3 separate regions of the Homo sapiens genome follow, and regions 2 and 3 are each linked to region 1. A link is a loop called in an ENCODE intact Hi-C map of the cell type or tissue named here. Cell type or tissue: dorsolateral prefrontal cortex. All regions are shown on one strand.

Evidence for each region. A loop is a pair of places that touch in the nucleus more often than their neighbours do. Peaks named below come from ENCODE experiments on the same cell type or tissue, not always from the same donor. Only the 100,000 strongest peaks of a DNase experiment are listed, where the experiment ranks them.
Region 2: a loop joins it to region 1, with 3 times the contacts of the local background. A loop is called at or near these places in 2 of 110 quality-filtered maps.
Region 3: it touches region 1 in a loop (2.2-fold over the local background); 10 of 110 quality-filtered maps call a loop at or near these places.

Annotation. Positions count from the first base shown.
Region 1 is chr14:35,896,504-35,899,003 of GRCh38, reverse strand. No RefSeq gene overlaps it. Among named protein-coding and RNA genes, the nearest start is that of BRMS1L, 71 kb to the right of the region's middle. In dorsolateral prefrontal cortex, a CTCF peak has its summit at 1,082; DNase peaks (open chromatin) are centred at 583 and 1,123; H3K4me3 peaks cover 1,505 bases; H3K27ac peaks cover 2,275 bases.
Region 2 is chr14:35,988,049-35,990,548 of GRCh38, reverse strand. No RefSeq gene overlaps it. Among named protein-coding and RNA genes, the nearest start is that of LINC00609, 81 kb to the left of the region's middle. In dorsolateral prefrontal cortex, no CTCF peak of the experiment used is centred here; a DNase peak (open chromatin) is centred at 1,435; H3K27ac peaks cover 2,500 bases.
Region 3 is chr14:35,958,605-35,961,104 of GRCh38, reverse strand. No RefSeq gene overlaps it. Among named protein-coding and RNA genes, the nearest start is that of LINC00609, 110 kb to the left of the region's middle. In dorsolateral prefrontal cortex, CTCF peaks have their summits at 894 and 1,097; no DNase peak of the experiment used is centred here; H3K27ac peaks cover 1,281 bases.

The sequences.
Region 1 (2,500 bases):
CACCAATATGATTACTGCAAAAGTTCTTAAAATCCATATACTCTCCCCAGTCTTAAAATAGAAATACTCTATTGAGGATTCAGGTTCAAGATGGCTGACTAGAGACATTGGACACTCACCCTCTCCAGAAAGAAGACCCAAAATTATGAAGAGATAAGCACACCTCGAATAGAACATCCAGGAGAGAGCACTAGAGTCCAACAGAGAAGTCTCAGCAAGCGCCTGAGGCACAGAGGAGAAGGAAGCGAGTGGCCAGCTCAGTCAGGAGAAGTTGGGAGCCAGAGGTGCTCGCTATTGTGGGGAAGGGTAAGTGAGAGAACATCAGTGGTCCAATTCTCCCCACAACAAACTACTGTAACCCCAGCCATGGGAAGCTCCTCTAACCACACAAACCCTGATGCTAGCATGGGGAATGACCTGCAGACCCTGCAAGGACATTACACTGACAGGGAATTCATACTGGGTCACTCACACCCCCTGAGACCTAAGCAGCTGCAACAGGGCACTACTGGGAGAGCACAGCCATCATGAGACTGCATCCTGCCCTGGGAACTACAGCTCCCATCTGTCCACATCCCAGGAGCCTTCACTGACATCCCCCAGTGTCCACCCAGAGGGCTACAGTGGCACAGCACTGGCTGGCCCCAAAGGTGCTGTAGGGTCCCCAGTACTCTAGCTCACAGGGAGTACTACTCCGCAACAACAGATCCCAATCAAAAAGAAATCCATGAAATCCTGGAAAATTGCACTGCACAAAAAAGGCAGCCCCGGACAAAGGAAAATAAAGTGTATGCTTTCTAGAGCCTGAGAGCTTCCCTGTCTGGGGCTGTGAGAAGCAATCCTGCCCCCAGCAGCAGCACAAACTCTGTGCTCAGGCTTACAAGCAGAGAGTGAGAACCCCTCCCTACCTCCACATACTGCCACAGCAGTTGCTGCAACCAGGAGCCGAGGTGGATAATCCTGAGAGCTGACAGTCTGGGGCTGAGAGAAGTGACCCCACCCCCACCAGCAGAGCAGCCTCTGTGCTCAGGCTTGCCCATAGACAGCAGGACCTTCTCTCCCCTTTGTCACACTGCTGCAGCTGTAGCCACTGCTGCTGCCACCAGGAGCTAGGACAGGCAAGACAAAAGGCTGCCTGTCTGGGGCTGTGAGTGGCAACCACGCCCCAACTGGCAATGTGGCTTTCATGCCCAGGCTTATGGGCAAAAGACAGGGTCCCTTCCCACTTCTATGTGGTGCTGCGGTGCTGCTGCGCTGCTGCCACCAAGAGCAGGCAAGCCTGTCAGCTACATGTCTGGGGCTGTGGATGGTGACCTCATATCACAGCCACTGCCAACACCAGTGCACACTACTCAGACCCAGAGAATCATCCTCCCACTGCTACTGCCAGCACCCATACCACGCCAGCTGCCTAGGTATCTCAGAACTCATTCACCCTCCTGGCCCACCACTGCCACTGCCAGTATTTGAGTGAGCCACCTGGAGGCTCAAGAATTGACCTGCCTGGTCCCACTAACACCAGTGCTAGCAAATGTCACCCTGGGGCTAAGAACAAGTATACTCAGCCCACTGCTGCCACCACTGAGGCCTGAAGACTGGCCCACCTGGCAGCTTTGTCCTCAGCAAAACTTCATCACAGCCTCTACTAATAAATGCACCCTAAACAACCAAAGAAATCACAGATATCATTCATGCCATCTACAGTCAAAGAAATCATGCAGAGACTACACTACTGCACACGCCCAGAATCAAAGCCCAAAGGGCCCTATCCAAGCAACATTATTGATACATCTTCAGGAAAAAGTCCTCCCATATGAAAGCAAATTTTAAAAATTGAAAGAAATTACTACTACAGCAGATGCACAGATATCAATTTAAGGATGCAGGAAACATGAAAAAGCAAGGAAATATGACACCTCAAGAACACAATAATTTCCCAGCAACAGATGCCAATCAAAAAGAAATTCATGAAATTCTGAAAACAGAATTCAAAAGTGTGATACTAAATAAGCTCAGTGAGATACAAAAGAATTCTGAAAAACGATACAAAGAAATAAGAAAAACAATTCAGAATATGAATGAGACATGTAACAAAGAGATAAATATCATTAAAAAGGACTAAATAGAAATTCTGGGACTGGAGAACTCCTGGAATGAAAGATAAAATATACTTGAAAGCTTCAATGATAGGCTAGATCTGCTTTCTCTGTCAATGACAGAGAAGATTCTAAAAGTAGCCAGAGAAAAGCATCTGGTCACTTATAAAGGAGCCCCTATTGGACTAACAGTTGACTTCTCAGCAGATACTTTACACACCAGGAGAGAATAGGATGATATATTCAAAGTGCTGAAAGAAAAAACTACTCCTACCCAAGGGTACTACATCCAGCAAAATTATTCTTCATAAATGAAGGAGAAATACAGTCTTTCCCAAGCAAATGCTGAGGGATTTCATCACTACTGAACTGACCTTACAATATATGCTCAAAAAAGTCCGAAA
Region 2 (2,500 bases), 92 kb before region 1:
GTTTCACCATGTTGCCCAGGCTGGTCTTGAACTCCTGGCCTCAAGTGATCTGCCCGCCTCAGCCTCCCAAAGTGCTGGGATTACAGGTGTGAGCCACCACGCCTGGCCTAGACCATGCTTTTGTTCTTCCCCTCCTTCAGGATCCCATCAAACCCTCCCTTAACATTGATCTTTTCCATTCTACTGGTTCCTTTCCCACTGCCCACCAATATATTCAGGTTCCTGACCCCCAGGCTACTTTCAGCCACCAGTTGATTTCCTTCCCTTTACTGCCAAGCTTCCTGGGAAAAAAACCCTACATGAGCACTTTGTCCTTAACCCTGCCCTTACACCAGCCCTCCATCCTTAATCTCTGTTCAAACCACTCAAGTTGAATCCTGCTTCCTGTCAGAGCCCTGAAGGTACACATTCTAAATCTCACTTTTCTCATCCTTAAAACCAGGATAACAATACAGCATTACTTAGGATGAGGGCTAAGCCATTGTAACAAACAGACCCCACATTAGAGTGGCTTACCACAGAGGCTTATGCTATTCTTGCTGTAACACTCCTCAAATGAGAGGAACAGTCATCAGGGAAGCCATGCTCCATGTGATCACTCAGAGAACCAGGATTTTTCTACGCTGTTGGTTCATAAAATTTTAATGTGCGTGTGAATCATCCAGCTCTTGTTAAAAATGCAGGTTCTGATTTGATGTCTGGGATAGGGCTTGAGAGGCCGCATTTTTTTTGAGATGGAGTGTTGCTCTGTCACCCAGGCTGGAGTGCAGTGGTGCTATCTCAGCTCACTGCAACCTCCACCTCCCGGGTTCAAGTGATTCTCCCGCCTCAGCCTCCCGAGTAGCTGGGACTACAGGCATGCACCACCACGCCTGGCTAATTTTTGTATATTTTGGTACAGACAGGGTTTTGCTATGTCAGCCAGGCTTGTCTTGAACTCCTGACCTTAAGCAATCCACCCACCTCAGCCTCCCAAAGTGCTCAGTTTACAGGCATGAGCCACCACGCCTGGCAAGAGTCTGCATTTCTAACAAGCTCCCAGGTGATGCCTGGCTGCCCGGATATGAAGCATACTCTGAGTAGGAGGAGCCTAGGGTGTTGCCCTTTCCTGCTTGATCAAAGCAGAGTCATAGGCACCTCTATATTCCAGCTCTCCAGAAGGGAAAGACGGCATGTGGACGAGTGCATGCTCAGTGTCCTAAGGCCCAGACTTGGGAGACCCCATCTGCTCACATGCCGCTGGCAAGCATGAGTCATATGGCCACACCTAGAGGCAAACAAGAGTGGGGACCTAGACATTATTTTTATCTATCGTGGAATTTTCTGGGAGGCACTGAGAACAAAGAGCAGATGTATTTGAGTGTGGAACACTCGCCAAAACTAAGACAATTATTGGAACACTGTCAGCCATTCCAGCTGCTGTGGAGTGAAATGGCGTAGAATGGTGATGGCTGGAGCTGACAGTGGTTGGGCAGCGGGGTAGAAGAGTGAAGGTGTGGCTTGAAGCACCGCACTATGACCCTAGGAAGGCAAGTACATCTCTAATAGAAATGACAGCCTGGGACACCACGCATTCAGAAGTAGATACAGGAGTCATTTGCCCTTGCTGGTCTATTTTTGGCTCTCGTGGAGGTCCAAATGTTTCTGTATAATTCTGGATATTGTTCAAGGTGCAGGAACCCTGCAAGACTTGGTCCTATGCTGCCCGAGCTGAAGGCAACCAGAGTATCGCTATGGCATTTCCCTAAATGCTAGCTGTACGAAAGCGCATGTTCTGCAGCAAGACTTTCTAAGTTTAAATCCCAGTTCTGCCACTTCCCGTGTGACCTTAGGCAACTTACTTCATCTCTCTGTGCCTCAGTTTTGTCATCTGTAAAATAAGGATATCTACATTACTCGTGTCATAAGATAATTTGAAGATTGAGAGTAGTGATGTATTTTAGAAGCTTATACAATACCTGATACACAGTAAGTCTTAAATATCATGCTATGTTTTATCTCAACTTTATTTTCTTAAACTGCTTTAACCACACAATGGGTTCTCTTTGTTTGCTGCCTAGACAAAGCTGATTTATCAAGACAGGAGAACTGCAATACAAAAGAGTTTAGGCCGGACACGGTGGCTCACACCTGTAATCCCAGCACTTAGGGAGGCTGAGGTGAGTGGATCACTTGAGGTCAGAAGTTAGAGACCAGCCTGGCCAACATGGTGAAACCCCATCTCTACTAAAAATACAAAAATAAGCTGGGTGTGGTGGCTGGCAGGCGCCTGTAATCCCAGCTACTTGGGAGGCTGAGGCAGGAGAATCGCTTGAACCTGGCAGACAGAACAAGACTCCAGCCTGGGCGACAGAGTGAGACTCTGTCTCAAAACAAACAGACAAAAAAAAAAAAAAAAATAGAGAAAGATTTAATTCACGCAGAGTCGGCTGTAAGGGAGAATGGAGTTTTATTATTACACAAATCAGTTTCCCCCAAAACTCAGAGATTGGGATTTTTA
Region 3 (2,500 bases), 62 kb before region 1:
CCGCTGTGACCATGAGTCTTAGCTACAACTTGGTGGTCTGACATATCCATATACATTTTCCCTGCCCTTGGCTGTACATTTACTGACCTTGAACTACTGGGAAAGCATCATGTGTCATTAATATAGTAAAGAGAAAGGGCACTCATAGGGCATAATAAGATATAATTATAGGCCCGGCGTGGTGGCTCATGCCTGTAATCCCCGCACTTTGGGAGGCCGAGGCGGGTGGATCACCTGAGGTCAGGAGATCAAGCCCATCCTGGCTAACACGGTGAAACCTCGTCTCTACTAAAAATACAAAAAATTAGCTGGGCCTGTAATCCCAGCTACTCAGGAGGCTGAGGCAGGAGAATCACTTGAACCAGGGAGGCAGAGGTTGCAGTGAGCTGAGATCACACCACTGCACTCCAGCCTGGGCGACAGAGCGAGACTCCGTCTCAGAAAAAAAATAAAAATAAAAAAGATACAATTATAAATAAGACTTTGTTTCTTTAAAGGAACCAGGGCTAAACCATTTCTAAGAACTCTTTATCCAATTCCTTACTTAATAACCAAGTAACCATGGCCAAGTTACTTAGCTTTTCAAAGCTGAAGTTTCCCCATCTGTCAAACACAGATAGTAAAGTGCCTACTTCATAGGGTTGTTATGAGGATTAGAGAATGCATGTCAAATATTTAGTATGGTTTCTCACACATAGTATTATTAGCTAAATGGAAACTATTATTATATCTCTAATATAGTAATAAATCCAAACCCAGCAGATTCTTCGGTGGAAAAATAAAACAAAGATATGAACGCCCAAGTGAATTCCTATTTCCATTAATCTATATGATAAAAAGCTTAGATTTAGATAAAATTTCAGTAGATAATAATCTGATGATTTATCCCAACTTTGCTTTGGCAGTATCTTCAAACAAAATTTAGATATTTAAAGTCATTGTCCTTAAAAGAGACCCTAAAGATTCAATTACTTATTGAATAGACAGTTTCAAATTGTATAAACAAATTCTCATTTCTTCTAATCCTAAGCCATGCCCTCCAAAAACAATAACAAAGATGATGTTACAGTGTCTCCTAGTGGGCCCATTTTCACTCATTGCCAACACATGTGTGACTAATAGTAAAGCATTTGCAAGTAAATTTTTAACTAAAAAGAATAATTCAAATGAAATAAAACCATATTGGGCAAGACAACATGGAAGCACCATGCACTAACAGCTGGAAACTGAAGGTAAAAAAACATACATGGACTTGATTGGAGCAAAAGGAGTGATAATTTAGTGATTAGCTAGTGTAGGGGAGGAAAAAACTTTTCCCTCTCAGGTTCACTATTTGGGGGCCTATGAATTAAACTGGCAAAAGACAGATTAACAGGAGAAAAGCATAAATAGTTATTGAGTTCACATGTTATGTGTGAGGGGCTTCACAGAAAATAAGTAAAAACCCAAAGAAGCAGTTAGACAGGGGGCTTATATACCATTTTAAGAAAAGGCAATAAATTATAGAGAAGTGACTAGACAAAGGAAAGTGGGTTTGAGCTCCTAGGGGTGGTGTAATAAATTGTGGGAAGGTGACTAGGAAATATATGATGGATAAAGGTTGTTTAGAAAGGTTTGTTATGCACACTCTTCTCTGTGCCCTCTCTGGTCTTCCTGGAATGGGAGAGGGAAATGCTTTTACAAATAGCAATTTCTGTCACCTTTACAAAGAGAAATTTATGCCCTGCTTTTAGACAGAAGCAGGGAGGGCAAAGAACTTTTCCTGGGTCTGCTGTTTCTTCAGTTGCCTTCAGCTTAAAGTAATCCTTATGCCAAAGTGGTATTTTTGGGTGTGGCATATTCTGGACCTCTTCACTAAAAAACAACTGAAGCCTCAAGTTGAAGAATTTCCAGGAGAAGATTCTTCTAAGTAATACAACATAGGTGGAAAAAAGTATTTTGCCTACACATTTTGAAGTAGCCTAAAGGAGAAATATTAGAAGTGAACTAGATAAGATATGCCAAAAGAAAATTAAAGAGTTCTTATTATTACCAGAAAGTGGTCCCAATCCACACCCCAAGAGAGGGTTCTTGGATCTCATCCAAGAAAGAATTCCAGGCAAGTCTACAGGGTAAAGTGAAAGCAAATTTATCAGGAAAGTAAAGGAAGAAAAGAATGGCTACTCCATAGGCAGAGCGGCCCTAAGGGCTGCTGGTTGGTTATTTTTTTTCTGGATATTTCTTGATTATATGCTAAACAAGGGGTAGATTATTCATGAATTTTCCTGGAAAGCGGCAGGAATTTCCTGGAATTGAGGGTCCCTCCCTATTTTAGACCATATAGGGTAACTTCTGGGTGTTGCCATGGCATTTGTAAACTGGCATGGCACTGGTGGGAGTGTTGCTTAGCATGCTAATCCATTGTAATTAGCATATAATGAGCAGCAAGGATGACCATAGGTCAGTTTTGTAACCATGTGTTTTTGGCTGGTTTCTTTATCGCATCCTGTTTTATCAGCAA